Regions from separate parts of the Mus musculus genome. Here region 1 is linked to region 2. Evidence: chromatin loops called from intact Hi-C (ENCODE). Cell type or tissue: left cerebral cortex. All regions are shown on one strand. Links, peaks and the distances in the headings refer to the core of each region. The heading gives the core; the rest is flanking DNA. Region 1 overlaps Grk3 (G protein-coupled receptor kinase 3). Region 2 holds the start of Grk3 (G protein-coupled receptor kinase 3).

Evidence for each region. Hi-C counts contacts between places; a loop is a spot of excess contacts. Peaks named below come from ENCODE experiments on the same cell type or tissue, not always from the same donor. Only the 100,000 strongest peaks of a DNase experiment are listed, where the experiment ranks them.
Region 1: a loop joins it to region 2, with 7 times the contacts of the local background. A loop is called at or near these places in 3 of 42 quality-filtered maps.

The regions. Positions count from the first base shown.
Region 1 is chr5:112,959,218-112,967,542 of GRCm38, forward strand. Grk3 (G protein-coupled receptor kinase 3) reads right to left here. Exons shown (of 21, transcript NM_177078.4): 5 at 7,695-7,769; 6 at 2,370-2,431. Among named protein-coding and RNA genes, the nearest start is that of Grk3, 52 kb to the right of the region's middle. In left cerebral cortex, for the core only: no CTCF peak of the experiment used is centred there; no DNase peak of the experiment used is centred there.
Region 2 is chr5:113,010,653-113,018,977 of GRCm38, forward strand. Grk3 (G protein-coupled receptor kinase 3) reads right to left here and starts at 4,886. Exons shown (of 21, transcript NM_177078.4): 1 at 4,715-4,886. The coding sequence starts at 4,827. In left cerebral cortex, for the core only: a CTCF peak has its summit at 3,936; DNase peaks (open chromatin) are centred at 960, 3,681, 4,049, 4,302 and 2 more places; H3K4me3 peaks cover 2,472 bases; H3K27ac peaks cover 3,094 bases.

The sequences.
Region 1 (8,325 bases), core at 44-8,043, 51 kb before region 2:
TTTATGCTTCCACATGAACCAGTGCATTCCTGGAATGTGAGCCTCGTAGAGATGTTGAAGGGCCAGAGGGAGACCCTCTAAAGCCCATTTTTAGGTTCAAGGGGAAAGTTGCTATGTGCTCGAAAAGACCAACTCGGATTTGGGTCCCTGGCATCGGAAACCCTTTATTTGGGGTCTGCTTAGTGATCCCTGGGGTTTGTGTGTGTGTGTGTGTGTGTGTGTGTGTGCATGTGTGTGCACATGTGTGCATAGCAGTTAGCAACATAAGCTTTCTCCTAGGATGCTGACCCCTGTGACTTTATAAGATTTCCTGCCCCCTCCCTTCTGTGCCCCACCTAGACACAGAATGCAAACCTCTTGGGACCGGGCCTTTGGCAGCCAGAGCCCAAGGCCCTCAGGAGGTCCCTTGGATGTGGGAGGGGCTCAGGCTCCCCATTTAAAGAACCTTGAATTCTGTGTTTTTATAAGGAGTCAGTCAGGAACTAGGAGAGATGCAACTTCTGGTCCTCCTCACTCCTCCTCCCCTCCCTTCCTCTGCCCCTCCCTCCTTTCCCTCCTCCACTTCTTCCTTCCTTGCTTCCCCTTTCTCTCTCCTTTCTCTGGCTGTAAGGATTGAATCCAGAGCCCTGTACTGGTCAGCGAGGCATTCTACCACCACGCTGCACTACCCCAGCCCACATTCTGCATTTCTCCTGGACCTCTGTAATAAGAACACCACACCAACATCCTGCTCATTAATGACTAAGCAAACATAGTAATGTTAAGAAGGAAGGTAGACATGTGTCCACTGAGTCCATTTGTCTTTTGGGTTATTTAGAACAGAAGTGGACATCTCTAGGGACCAGGGGCCTTTGGCAACCAGAGCCCAAGGCTCTCAGGTCAGAGGGTAAACCTTGGATGTGGGAAGGGCTCAGGATCACCTGCTGCCACCCCAGCACTGATTCTGAGGCTCAGGACAAGAGGGCCATTGTGTCAGCTGGGCTCCCAAGCCTCCCTGCTCTCAGCTTCTGTGTCCCCCGGAAGCATCAGGGAGCCACAGCCACACTGTTGAGGTTTCTCCTGCTTCCAGAGAGATGGCAGGGCTCACAGGAAAGCCCTCAAGCCTTTAGTGCCCCACCCACCTGCCTGCACAGCTCTGGTGATGTTCAAGGCTTTCCAAACCCAAGCTCCACACTCAGCAAGCCTTTCTTTCTTTCTTTCTTTCTTTCTTTCTTTCTTTCTTTCTTTCTTTCTTCCTTCCTTCCTTCCTTCCTTCCTTCCCTTATCCTTCCTTTCTTTCTTTCTTTCTTTCTTTCTTTCTTTCTTTCTTTCTTTCTTTCTTTCTTTCTTTTCTTTCTTTCTTTTTTGTTTCTTTGTTTCTTTCTCCTTTTACTTTGAGAATTCCAACTAAAATGTTGCAATGCAAATTGATTTTCAAAGTAATTTACTTACCTATAACTTGAACTGTTTTCATACCCTAGGGTGTGTGTGGGTGTGTGTTTGTGTGTATGTGTGTGTTACCTACAAAGCAAGTCACACCTCTAGCATCCCATGATGAAGGGTCACCAACTCTTGAGGTAAAGACAGACCAGGCTCAAGGCATGGAACAAGTAGAACCCAGTCACACAAGACTAACATGGACTCTGAGGTGCAAGCCAGATTTGAGAAATCTAGGCAGTGGGGCTGGCCCTGGATGAGGCCGAGTCTCAGCACTGAGCCAGCATTCCTCCCTGGCTTCACTGAGCCTCTTTCCAGAGCTTTCTGCTGGCCCCAGGATCACATATATGAATGTCAGTCAGTCCCCAAGATGCTGACTGCATTCCAGGATAAACTATCTCTCCATTCTAGTTGAACCACAACCCACGCAGTCAAGTGGAACACACACAGGGGGCTGCTCTCAGAGGCTTGGAGCCCTGCGTGCAAACTGACTTGGAGACACATGCATAAACAGCTCAAGGGGAGCTGACCAATTTCAGAGTATCAGATGACACACTACTCTGCAGCCTGGAAACCCAGGGAGATGAATTCATTAAGTGTGCAAACAATGCCCGTGAGTGCACAGTCTGTCCTCTTCCTGCTTGGCCCTTGCCTTGGGAGATGTGTCTCAAGATCCTAAGATGTGAATCAGATAAAACACAGTCACCGTGTCGAATTAGCAAAGGCTTCCCTTATCATCCTTGTAAAATGGAAGTTCTCCAGACTGTCTCAATTTTAGAACAAGCTGAAGTAGAATGTGGGGTCAGGGGCTACATACCCCAGAGATACAACATAAAGCATCAAGGAGGAAGTGTGACAAAGGGCTGGGTTGGGGTCCCCAGAAAGGAAGGTCTGTGGAGGGATAAAGCAGCACACACCAGGGCAATGTATCGCGCACACACCAAGCTGCATACCTTTCCATAAACTTTTGGAAAATATCCCCACGAAGGCTTTCACAGATTTCTTCTATGTATGGCTGCAAAGAAAGAAAGGACACCATGTAAATAGGAATGAATCAGAGAAAGGGCACTTGCCAATGGCCTCGAGCCTGAGATGAGTAACCGTGCTACCCGAGATGCTGGCCACGGGATGCTGGCCATAGGATGCTGGCCACAGGATGCTGCCCCCAAGCTTGTCTCTCTTGCTATCACCACAGCATGACCCGGCTCATTCCAGGATTATCATCTCCTTAGCTCCTACTGCATTGCACACAGCTCTTCATGAGCTGCTGTCTTAACTTCCTTATTGGCTCCCTGAGTCACTTAAAGGGTCCCCGCCCTTAGCTATGGGGCCCTCTGTCACCATCTTGGAATTCAGACTAATTTCCGAAAAGGGGGTCGCGTGTTTACATTTGGCCCTGTGAGTGAGTTTCCCAGCATGCTTTGCTATGTGCCTTGTCCATGTAGACTGAGTTTTAAAGACCGGAAGCTGATAGGCCCACGGTTAATTGTTCTAATTGGCCATGTTATTAATTAATTAATGTTATAGCTTTTAGACTCAGAAGAGGGAGGGAGGCTGTGGGGCTCAGCAGGCGTGGTCAGGGCTTCTAATGAGTACCCTGGGAGATGCAGAGAGCTCCCAGTTCCTCAAGTGGGGATCGACCACTCTCTGTCTCAGCTCTGCTCCTCTTCGCACTGAACAAACAGCCAGGATTTCTGTCCTACACACTCCAGTTGACAACAAGAAGCTGGCGGGTGGCCACGCTTCAGAGTTCACCAGAGTCCATTAGATCTTTTGGGAAAATATCTTGATATGTTTGATGCATTAGATGATGGGAAATTTAACCCTTTCAGTGTCTTCCTTCACTCAGCATATATCAAAACAAATAGAGACGGCAGGAGAAGGGGGTGTCCTGGCAGCAAGAAGCTCAGATGGGGACTTGGTCATGAGGTCCCATGTTCCTCCAATAGACTTTCTCCACAGGGAATGGTGTGCTCATTCCTAGTTAACGTTTCTGTTCCATCAAACGCTCCATTCTTCCTAGCAATGAAGGAGCAGCCAAGCCTCTCTAGGACCCACGGCCTGGCCACGTTTTAACAAATCAAACCTGAGCTTGTAACTACTGATTGCCAACCCAAGAAGATCAAGAATTGCCATGGAGACAGATATCCCAGTATCTGTCTGTGAGGGAAGAGCCACGTTGGTGCAGGGAGTGGCTCCATTGCAGGAGCCGCAGCTTCTGCCCCTCTTGGCCTCCTGACTATAGACTCCTCCGCTATAACACCTTCTCTACCACGGTGGCTGTGTCACCGTGGACTGCAAACCCAACAAACCCTTCTATACTTAGGTGGATTTTGTCAGGTACTTTATAGAACCAACACACGTGCGCACACACACACACACACACACACACACACACACACACTCTCACACATGCACTCTCACATGAGCACACACAAACACATACTACTTATACACACTCACATATGCACACACATAAACATGCACACACAAGCATGCACACACACACTCATACACATAAACATGCATGCACACACAAACACTACTCACATGTGTGCACATATGTACACACACATACATTCACTCTCACATGTGCACACACACACACACACACACACACACACACCAGTGAAAGGAGACAAAGCCAGCATTCAGCAGAGGGGGTGAGAGCACACATTCCTACTAAGATCCGCAGTTACCCTAATCTGTAAAAGTGGGAAGTCATATCTAACAAACAAAAACCAAGTAAATGAAATTAAGAATGTTACCTGTGGAGCACAGGGCGGAGCACCTTTTAGTCACCCGACAGCCAGGCCCTTCTCCCACTTTCAGCCAGGCCCTTTTGGCAGTCAGGTCCCTCTCCTATGTCTAGCTAGGCCCCTCTCTCAGGTCCAAATCTGCCTATGCAATTATTTCTCTCTAAAGCAGATTGGCAAACACAGGAGTATCAATTGATCCCTTTGCACTGACTTTGACACACTGTGTCGTTCTGTAAAGATTGTTACTTCACAAGACAAAGGCCCTCCATCTGTCCATCTAGCCATGCATCCAGTTCATCACTAGACTGGGAAAGTGCAAATGGCACTGAGCCACACGAACAGTCCCATCCTGCTAAACAAACAGCTTGTAGGTGGGTGTGCCCTGGGGCACCCTGATAACATCCTGAGTCTCCGTAATTCTCACGGGTAGTGATCTTGTTTCATTGTTACTGGGGCTAATTGTTAATGGGGAAAGGGGTAACAAGGGTGGAATGTGGTTTGCACATGTCAGGGTCACATGTTGGGAAGCCTGGTTCCCAGCACGGTGATGCTGAACTAAAGGGACCTCCCAGAGGCAGGAGATGGAGAGGCCACCAAGGTGCTCAGAAGGGATGAATACGGTTCTCTGGAGACTCTGCATTCTCAGGAAAGGGTACCTATAAAAGAATAAGCCCCTCCAAGTGTCTCTGGCTTTCTGCCATCTCCAGGAGAAATGCAGCCTAGAAGCTATCAGCAGAAGCTAGCCTGACTGCCGGGGCCTCCACTCCTGCTCTTGGACACAGTATCCCAAATGGCTAATATAAAGAAATAATTAATAACAAAGAGTTAAATAGACAAAGAGTTAAATTAAAACTCTTTACTGCAAGCAGTCACTGTTGGCTCTTGAAGATAAATCTTACTTAATGCTGTATTTCATTTCCCTCATGGGAACCTCAAGTGACATGCCGTGTAGTCTGTGGTACAATCCAGCAATGTCAGTGTGACTGGCTATGGGCTATATGTGGGAATCAGTTGAAAACCAAAACACTCACACTATAAATATGGAGACAGCAATTCGGACATCAGCACCACGCTGCTATACTCTAAGGTATCTTACTAGCATTTTGTCTAGGCCCCATCCAACAGTTACCTGCCAATAGCCAGGTGTGCCTGACTCCCTCGAAAAGGGGCTGCTTGCCCATCTCTCTCTCTCTCTCTCTCTCTCTCTCTCTCTCTCTCTCTCTCTCTCATATTCTCTCTCTCTCTCCCTTCTCTGCCTCTACTATCCTCTCAACTCCCCTCCCCATGCCCTAAATAAACTCTACTCTATACAATACTGAGGGAAGGGATGCCTCAGCATGGGCCAAAGGAGACAGCCCCTTCCTCCACATTTGTCTGCACATTCACCAAACATAATCCTTCTCTCCTCTCCTTAATTTTTTATAAAACACAACATATCTGGTCTCAGCTTTCATCTGAGGAACGGTGGGAAGGGCAGGCCGGTTGCAAAGCACTCTGTAGGTGCCCACCCCACCAAATTTCCAAGCAAATTGGGTTCAGAAGCTCCAAAGTAGGGTGGCAGGCCCAGAACTGAAACATAGACTCTTCCTGTTACCGGCAAGGTAGGGATAAGGACAACATAAAAAGATACTATGTTCCTCCCCTCAGCTACCAGGCTAGGAAATAACAAGGTAGCAGAGAACTAGAATTTCCCCAGGAGTCTCATACTCAGAGGAGGAGGAAAAGGCCGAAGCTCAGAGAAGCCCAGTGCCAGCTGGACTGGAAGAGGAGATGGACTGCAGACTGCGTGATTCTAAGAACTCATCAGAACACAAATGTGATAGACATGACCACAGGACTGCTCAGCTGCGCATATAGCCTAAACTTTATCCTCAGGGCAGGACTCAAACGATGGATGTAGGGGTGGGGCAGATCTCTTCATCCTTTTCTCCAGTGTGGCCGTGCTCCAGAAATTCTCCTCCTCTGTGTTTCACTATTAACTTGGCTTCCATATATTTCTTATTAATGACCAGTAGTCCAGCCCGGCTTGTCAGGGTATCCAGGGCTCTGATTCTAACTCCGGAGACATTCTGGAGTGTGCAGACAGATCCAGCTAATTCCAAGAGGACAGCAGTACCTGACATGCCGCTAGGCTGGTGCCCAGGGTCCGAGAATTACTGACTTTGTTTTGCAGAAGTTTGTCCTGTTCTTTGAACCGGCGAGGCACAATCGCATGTACCTGTAGTGGCTGAGGGGAGATGGTGGATCCAGGAGCTAGCCTGGGTAGCTCACTGTAAAGAAGCTGGTCATCCAATAAGGGATGAGTCTGCTCACTTCACTTTTGAAAATTGATTAATGATCACAGAGACATGAATATATGCTACCTATCTGAGAGTCTGACTGGCTTCACTCCCGTGGCCACCTCTACTGAAAACCTGGGCTGGAAAAGGCTCTCAGCAAAGTTTGGAGCTGAGACAAAAGGATGGACCATCTAGAGACTGCCATATCCAGGGATCCATCCCATAATTAGCCTCCAAACGATGACACCATGGCATACACTAGCAAGCCTTTGTTGCAAGGACCGTGATATAGCTGTCCCTTGTGAGACTAGGCCGGGGCCTAGCAAACACAGAAGTGGATGCTCACAGTCAACTATTGGATAGATCACAGGGCTCCCAATGGAGGAGCTAGAGAAAGTATCCAAGGAGCTAAAGAGATCTGCAACCCTATAGGTGGAACAACATTATGAACTAACCAGTACCCCAGAGCTTTGACTCTAGCTGCATATGTATCAAAAGATGGCCTAGTCGGCCATCAATGGAAAGAGAGGCCCATTGGTCAGGCAAACTTTATATGCCCCAGTACAGGGGAACGCCAGGGGCAAAAAATGGGAATGGGTGGTTAGGGGAGTGGGGGGGGGGAGGGTGTGGGGGACTTTTGGGATAGCATTGGAAATGTAATACGTATAAAAAAAGAGAGAGAGAGAAATTGGTGGCTACAGCAGTCAATAAAGAGCATATTGTCCAAAAAAAAGAAAAAAGAAAAAAAAAAAAAAGAAAAGGCTATCAGGTGAGATGCCAGTCAGCCTATAGAGCAGCAAACACACACAGGCCTGTCACAAGGGGTCAGCTTTCCAAGACTTGGTTCCAACCTTTGTAACGTTCAGGATAGAAGCAGTCAAGCGGTATGCGACCCCAGAGTGCTCAGAGCATCACCTCTAGCTCTGGAACATAAATCTCACTTAATCCGGAGGATAATCACCACAAGCCACATCACCCCCACTTATCACAGACACTGAATGCCAAGCAGGAGGAAGGCTCGGTTCTGTCTTAGCTCAACGGATTTCCAGAACATACACTTACAAGACCACCGCAGCCAAGCAGCCCCTGTCAGGGACATCTGTAAAGCCTGTCAGCACTCACAGTAGGTGGCAGCAAGAGGACCTGCGTGCTCTGAGCAGAGAGCCATGCACATCAGTATGTTAGACGAGCTGAGGAAACATTATCAAGTCTACTAGGGAGGCAAGTGATCTTATCTTACCTGGAAAAGTGTAGCCGTCACCTGTTTCTTGGAGAGATGGCTCTGGACATGTTCTACAGCTTGCTTTGAGAATTGCTTTAAAAAGGAAAAAAGGAAGGAAGGAAGGAAGGAAGGAAGGAAGGAAGGAAGGAAAGGAAAGGAAAGGAAAGGAAAGGAAAGGAAAGGAAAGGAAAGGAAAGGAAAGGAAAGGAAAGGAAAGGAAAGGAAAGGAAAGGAAAGGAAAGGAAAAGAAAAGAAAAGAGCATTTTTTAAAAATTAGGAGGTGGCATATCTGTAGATCATACATTACAACAGATGTCTTACACAGTGGTCCCCTGAGAGTGACCCATGGGCTCTGTGCAGACAATCCAAGCACACATTGTTCTCTGACTATCCAGAGTCCTTCCTTGGGTGCCCAGAATAGACCCCTCAGCAGGTCAAGGTTCCCATGGCAACAGAATGTCAGGAGGCCTCCCACAGCCTATGTATATAACTGTTACCTTCCTTGATGAACAAGTCTACAGATGTAAGCTATCTGCTGTGGAGGAGAAAACAGATGCAGGGTCCTGCACCAGGAATTCAACACAAGGATTACAAGCCAGGCCACAGTGGCAGATGGCTCTGGTGCCCAGAGGTCTCGTTGAGCCCCAGC
Region 2 (8,325 bases), core at 62-8,061:
CACTTCTGTTCCAATTGCCAGTGTCCACGGAGTGATGGAGGGATGGGAAGACAGCCATACTCACAGCGCGCCATTCCCCAACAGTAGTCTCCGCCCCTCATTCTTTTCTAATAAGAAAAGGTTCTTTGGGAATGGTGATTATATTAAGATTGAAGCTAAAGACATTATCTTCCCCCTTTTTAACTTTTTTCCTAGAAATGGAGGAGGGGAAAAAGGCATCTTGACCACAGCCCCTCACGCTCCTTGTGGGGAACAGGGAACCACCTGCAGGCTTCCTTAATCATAATTACCTTCCTCAGAGGCCCCCAGAGAAGGCTGCTGCTCTCTCACAGCCTCCGAGGACACTCCCGATATCCCAAAGCCACAACCTTCCTCCAAATTAAAAGCAGAAAGTTTCATCCATTCCCTACCAAGTAAGAAGCGAGGTGGTTTGCTGTTCTGTTCAACTGTGGCAGACAGTGGTGAACCGCTCAGTGGGTAGAATGAGGCACCTGGCTCCACTCCCTACATCTTGCATCCCTCATCTTGGATCCTGTGAATGCCTACCTGCCCTCCCTTCCCTGGTCTTCTTGAGCATGGATCCCTCTGAGGAAAAATGAGAATGCTGTGCCCACCTGCTGTAGCTACCGTGGCAACACTTGATGGTGCCCAGACCTGGCAAAGGAGATGTTCCCAGTAATGTTGGTCCCTAAGTCATGATGTAGCAAATAACTTTGCTTTGTCTGGGTTCTAGGGGTCTCCAGGAGAAAAACTTCCCATTGCTTCCAATCTCACTTCTACCCCTTGACATCCATCCACCACCCATCTGCTGACAGAGACTCTCGCTGCATCTCCCTCCAGCCTTGACATCCCTCCCTGAGTTTTATGGCTGTCTTTCAAGGGAGTCTGGCGAAGCTTCATGAGAGTTCTGAGCAAGTGCTTCAAAAGGCTGTCTCTAAGAACAGATAGATCATCGAATCGGGGACTGCCTGTACTTCAAAGACACACTCGCGCTCGCGGGGCTCTGATTTAAAGCATCTCACAGTGTTCCACCGGGCAGGTCCTTGTCTCAAATTGGTTGCTCCAGAATATCCGTTTCCAAGAACCCCCAGCTGCAAGCAGCCCTTGCTTGCCTCTCCAAGCCACTGGCACAAATTAACTGAGACCAGGAATGAGCTAATAATGGAAATGTCAGTACAAATTTGCCTTTCCCATTTGTGTCCCTTCCTCCCCTTAGAATGACTCCTGTCACAAACAAAACACCTTCTTCCCAGGCTCTTTGGGTTGGTTTGTGGCTCTGTGGATGGGAAGCTTGCGGAGAGCCACCACCTTGCTCCTTCCCATCCCTCGAAGCCCTTACAGCCCTTATCCCATTCTTCCATGTTTGGTTGTGTGCACAGAACAAAGCCAGGGGGAAGTCCTAAAGGTTGAACAAGGAAGGCTCTCTCCAGTGACCACAGCGTGAAAGGGCAGATGGCCACACCCTTTCCAGGTCGGTCACAGGAGTAGCCTGACACACAGGAGTCATGAACAGCCTTGACACTTAAGCGTTGCCAAGCCTGGACAACTGATTCACAAGTCACGAGAAAGCACTTCACAACCATAATGTGTTCCACGAATACAGAACCAGAGAGTGCAAACGATGCCTGCCCAGGTCCACCCCCCAAGTCTCTCCTATCAGACGACTCTCCGGATAAGCTATACAGTGCATCAGTACTTCCCCATACCAGCTTCTGAGAAATGGGTCCAGAATGGCTACCAATTTAGGGTCAGAAACAATAAACAGGCAGGGGAGATGGCTTAAGAAGTAAACCAAGGGTGTGAGTCCCTGAGACCGATCCCTGGAACCCACAGAAGAATGGACAAGGTAGTATTTGTCTGTAATTTCAGTGTTACTGTTACAGCAAGATGGCAGATAGGGACAGGAAAAAGCCAGAAGCGTGTGGGTCAACTGTTCCATTCATGAACAAGACGTCCCAGCATAAACAAGACATGACTCAGACAAGCTGGGCAGTGTGGACCGATGGCCACAGTTGTCCTTTAATTTCTACACATCCTAGGCAAACCCATGGCTCAAGCTGTGTTCTTTCTGCTCCCGCAGTTATTGGCCTGAATGATTGACAAGAGCTGTCTCCCAGTGGAAAGCCCAACACTGTTAGCATCCACTAAACAGAATGGGTCTCAGGGGAACACGTGACCTTCAACCCAACTCCCTTCAGCCATGTGTGACTTCAAGTCAACTCAGTAACATTGTGTTCGAGAAAGGTTATCAGAGAAATGGACCCAGTGCGAAGAGCTGTCTTAGCCATGGCGGGACTTAGAAACGGACTCCCTGGGCCTTCGCCCATGAGTTAGACCCAGTTTCATCAGAACCACGGTCTACAAAGCCAGTTCATTCTCATCCCCACAGCAGACAAAGGACACAGTATATAAACACCCTGGCTAATGGGGCTGCAAGGGTCATGGCCCCCACCTTCAATGGGCCCCATTATCAGCTCCATCAGCTCAACAAATGTTTGGGTGGACTAAAGAGATGTGATTTGACCGCCTTCAGAGGATTTACACCCACCGGCCTGTTAATTGAATCATGTGTCAATGTAACAAAACATTTGCTTCTTGCCTCCTCACGGGAGGCTAAGTCTTCCCTTGTGCCTGATGTTCCAGGAAGAGAGGCTGGACCGGAAGACCTGTCTTGTTGTAATGAGTGAGATACGGTCGTCTGTTGAAGACTGGGAAGAGGCGAAGTCACCGAGAGAAGGAAGCACAAAAAAGACTGGGGGTGACCAGATAATTAGTTAGAAATTAAAAAAAAAAATCAATAGTGAACGACCAAGGGGCAAGTTCAAATGCACCATCCCCTCTTCCAACAGCCAAGTCCTTACAAGGAACCAGGATCGTCTGTGGTTGAGTTGTTGGTTATTGCTTGGGGGCTGAAGCCACTGAGACAAACAGGCAACAGACTAGACTCCTGGAGCGGGGGACAGATGGTCTAATTCAAGAGTCTACCTGAAAAAACAGCTACAGAACAGCGGTCCTCAAAGGACCCCACCCTAACTTGATGCTCCCTTAGACGTTCCTCAACCTCAGGACTCACAGGCTCAGCCACACCACATCTCCTTTGAAACAAAGTATCACCAAAGACCTTGTCAAAGCAGAGGGGTATTGTACAGAGAAGTGAGGGCCTTGGGCGCTAGGGTGTGCAGCCAAGAGCAAGCAAGCATGCACAGAGCAGCCCAGCTAGGTTAAAAACACCAAGAAAAAAAATGATGATGAGCGGACAGACATTCCTAATTTTAGTCATCTTATATACTCCCTCTCCCATAAAGCTCCCTATGAGTTGTGATTTGTTGGTTTTATATATAGAAACCATACATAGTTAAGATTCCCTGCCCCTCACAGGGTGGGGGCAGAGGGAAGGGAAGAGAGAATGGAATGAAGCTTTTTCATGTCCCCCTTCCCAATGGGGAAAGTTTTCTACTGAAGCTTGCTTGGTTGTGACTTGGGGAGCCCTGGGTCTGGTCCCTCCCACTTACTGAAGATTTCAATCAAGTCCTGTTTTCAGTGAGTCTCAGACAGGCTGAACTCCAGGAAGGCAAGCACTGTCCAGTCCACCCAAGTGTCCCCTTGTGCCTGCTCCACTCCGCAAGGAGCAACACACCCCCCAAAAAAAACAGCGAAGGGCCAAGGCTTGCAAGGGAAGGCAAGCCAAAAATACCCAGCCAGCGCAGCTGTGTGTACAGTGTGACTCTTCCTAGCAAACACGGCACGGGGATTTGATGTTTCCTGGATCACGGGGCTCACAAACACGATCGGGAAAAAAAATAATAATCTGACCATTGTTCGGTATTGAAAGGTTCTCTGAGGGCTATGCATACTGCTAAGGAGACAGACGGTTTACCTGGCGTGTGTGAAGCCCTGGGTCCCATCTCCAGGACCTCAAAAAATTAGACGAGTAAATGTGTATATTTTCTCTCACATGAAGGTAGGTAACACTGCCGCCACATGGGCGTGTCACGCTTGACCATTTGAAAGGGGATGCAGCTTTGGTTTAGAGCCTTACAGAATTGCATGGTTCAGGGGTGGCTGTAAAGTCCGAGCCAATTTTTTCATCAACTCAAGGAAGCCACACCAGCTAAGCAACTGGCAGTGGGGTCAATTAAGAAGTGACACACAGCCCCACTCTGGAACACCGCCTAGAACTCCCCGGGACAAGTACAGCTCTAAGAGGCCATCACACCTCAGAAAAATCAATAATAAATCAGTCGTGATATTAAGAGCAACTTGGCAGCGAGCGGCCAGCCGGAGCCGGTGCAGCGGGAACCTCCAGTCTTGCAAGACCAGGCTAGGCTCAAGTGGCTCTCCTGTCATCCTTCCCAGAAAGGGCAGGCCGCCAGGGGTCCAAGTTGAGGAAAGTGGCTCAGGTAATGGCGCTGGTGACAGAACTGAGAACTCAAGGTCTACTTACTACTGCAAGGGGCCAGAGGACAGGGGCAGGGGGGCTGAGAGACAGACAGCCCTGCAACCAGCCTGGGACAGCGGGACGGAGGGGACTGGCGGGCGGACCAGAAAAGGAGGGAGAGGACCAGAGGGGACAAGAGGGGACTGGAGGGAACTGGCGGGGGAGGGGGGGGAGGGGGAAGGTGAGGGAGAGGACCAGGAGGGATCCGGAAGGGACCTGAGAGGGAGGGAAAGAACCGAAGGAGACTGGATAGGGCGGAGAGGGCCAGAGCAGTACCTGGGCTCCGGCAGGACGACCTTCTTGCTGGCGCGCGCGGCCGGCGCCGTCTTGCTCTTCTCCATGGCCATCAGGTAGCTGACGTCGGCCAGCACGGCCTCCAGGTCCGCCATGGCGGCTCCGCAGCTCCCGCCGCCCCGACGGGGCCACGGCGCGCCCGACGCGCGACCCCGACGCGGACCCCGACGCACCGCCCCTTCCGCGGCTCCGCGCCCCAGCCCGGCGCGCCCCCAACCGTCCGCGGCCACGCGCTCCTGACCCAGCCTCTCAGGCACCAGGGACTTCCTCTCCCTCCTCCTCTCCCTCTCCCTCCTCCTCTCTTCTCTCTCCTCTCCTCCTTTTCCTCTCTTTCTCACCCTTAGCTCTCTAAGCACAGTCCAGATGCCCAGTACTGAGTGGACACTCCAGGAGGTCTCCAATAGCACACTGTCCTGGAGAGGACGCTTCAAGAGGTATCCTGGAGTAGTCCCACCTGCTCTTTCGAATGATTGCCAAATAGAGGTCAGAGCTACAGCAGGGGGTGTCTCCAGCCATTAGCCCCACCCTAGACCTCCCTCTGAGAACCAAGCCAAGAGACACCAGCATAGAAGAGAAAGTTGCTTGGCTCCCGCCATGCAGGGTGAAGTGGGGTGAGAGTCCTGCCCTGGAGCAGCGCTGTCCCAGGGGACCCAGTTGATGGAAGCACTCTAGGTTCAAGGTCATAACTGGCTTGCATTCAGGTGAAAGGCCTCAGGGTGTGTGTCCAGTTGGGGGGCGGGGGGGTTAAGGTATCCTAGCTTCTGCAGGCTCTCTACCAACTCAAGAACCACAAGAGGAAGTGCCCCTATGAGAGTGCAGAGCCTCCTGGGTTTTCAGGGAAGTGGAAGGGCTGAGACTTGATTCTGGGCAGTAGGGAATTCCCAACCCTGCCTAGGTCACTATTTCATTTCTCTGCAGCTGGGCACAGGGGTCCACATTCAAAATCCATGTGGTACCTGTTAAGGGATCAGGAAATCTGCAGACATCATAAGCTTGCAGGGCCTTTATCCAAATTGCCATACATCACTGTGAACCCGGGATTGGCCAGGGTTAGAGTGAACTGTTGGGGGTTTACAGTCACGTTTTTTGATTAGTTCTCCTGCTTTTGTTTTCTGTCTATTCTGTTTCCCAAAGGACTAGTTTTACCAGAAGTTTCTCAATCCCCAAGGCACAGTATTTAGAGGGACTAGAAAAGGTATAGGTGGGAAGGGGTGGGAACATCCTGAAGGAGTTGGGTCTGCCACAGACAGCCCACATCACCGCTATAGTGCCCACTGTATAATGGGGCAGAGACAGGGAGAGCCAAGCCTTCAGTTGAATTTGCCAGTTCCATTCACTTTTTCACCCAAATATGGGAGCATAGATGCCTTGTCTACCCAGTGAGGAGAGAGGGGTAAGTTCCCCCCAAAACACATTGCTCCTTCATGTCTGAATATTGTTTCTTCCAAAATGTTGTTGTTGTTTTTTTTAATCATCTGGGATCCTCAGATGATCAGATAACAAATAACCCTCCCACCTTCCCCATTTTTGATTGATTGATTGATTGATTGATTGATTGATTTTGGTCCTTTTTGACCTAGTAAGATTTTTTTTGTCTTGTCATGTTCCTTTTCCAAGTTGTGGTAGGTAGTAAGTTATGAAGACAGCCACATTCAAACCTTTAGTCTATGCTAAAAGGCTGAGAGAAATCAGGGGCAAGGTCCCAGCTTTCTGTGGCTCTGTCCTCATGAGTAATGAGACCAGTTCTTTTGAGTAAACAGAGGGGGAGGGCAGCATCTAGAGCTGTACCTTGGGATGGGAAGTGCAGGCCACATAATAATGAGGAACTGAGTTCAACTGTCAGAGCCCACATAGAGTGCATGGGGACACATGCTTGGAACCCCAACACCAGGAAGACAAGATGGGGGGAGCCCCGGGGCTCAGCAGCAGGCCAGCCTAGCTGAACTCATGATTTCTAGATCATTAAGAGAGCAAGTGTCAGAAAACAAGATGAGAGGCAGACAAAGTAGCCTACCAAGTAAGGGTTCTTGCCATAAGTGTGGAGTTTCGTCCCCAAGATCCCCTTGGAGGCAGAAGAGAGCGAACATGTGGAAGGTGTGCCTGACCTATGCATGCGTGTACTCGCACAGTAAATAAATGTAATTTTTTTAGAAGTTCCAAATGGGAAATAACACCCAAGTTTGTCATGTGGCCTGCTCAGGTGCACACACACACACACACACACACATACACACAAACATGCACACACAATGCACACACAGGCACCTACACAATACACACATATGCACACACAATGCACACATGCACACACAATGCCCATTTACATACACACACAGGTACCCACACAATGCATGCACACACAGGCATCTACACATGCACACACAATGCACACACATGTACACACACAGGTTCACACACAGTGGACACGCATATACGGGCAAGCACCTTGCCTGACACCTAGCAGATCCTCCGCCAAGATCACCTCCTTTTCTACTCTCACTTGGCCCATGCTGGAGAAGATTCCAAACCAGCAACTCACAGTTACACACTGAAGCAGGAAGACCCCCTTACCAAAAATAACTTCTCCCTAGGGCATTTCGAGGATCCAAAAATGGCAACAGTGATGTCCATTTATAAACACAGGCGATTGCTTTTCTAACAGAGGGAACAGCGTGTCCAAAACATGTCTGTGTTTCTGAAGCCCCTCACTGTGTAGGTCAGCTGACCTCATGCCCAGGTACCACTTCTGGACGTAGTAGTTGGCAGCCCACTCTGGCTTCCCTCTGCTGGTTCCTGCCCCTCTGTCATAGCTGGGGTCTTTCAATGTGATGCAGTTTTTTTCATGCTCACCGAAAACAGAAGGTATGGATGACACTGACACAGTTGTCATAGCTGAGCCTCAGACTCCTGTCACTAGACAGCATCCTCGCCAGCCTGCAGTCTCTAGAAAGATACAGAAAACAAATCACCACCCACGTGTGTGCTCGGTGGGCAGGACTCGCTGGCAAACCATACCAACCCAGCCCCCTCCACCCCCAGAGGACCAAAGCGCTCAGAGCACAAGCTGCTTTTGAGAATTGCCAGAACTCCAGGGTTCCCGCATGGTTCAAAGCATGCTCACTCTCTCTTCCCCCCACGTTGTATCTTTAGGGGAGATGTGGCCAAGACTGGCATATTCAGGACATGGCTCTCAGGATGGCAAGAGGTCTCCATGGGTAAAGTTCCATCCCTGGGAGCCACGTGGTGGAAATAGGTAACACACACACACACACACACACACACAGAGAGAGAGAGAGAGAGAGAGAGAGAGAGAGAGAGAGAGAGAGAGAGAGAGAGAGACTAGCGAATGTGAAAACATACTTCTGGCCCACCAGAGTATATTCTAATAACAGCCTCTGAGGAAAAAAGCTAAGGAGAGAACTAGCTGGCTTTCTTTCTTGGTCTGAGCTTTCGGAGCTTGTCAGGATGCCACACATAATCTCTGGGTGTTGATTCCTGAAGGAAGTGCCTGCAGACTGAAAAGATCCTCACAGGATCGAAATCTACTCAGATTGGAAGAGTTTGAAATCAGTAGATATGCCCCCCAAACGTGT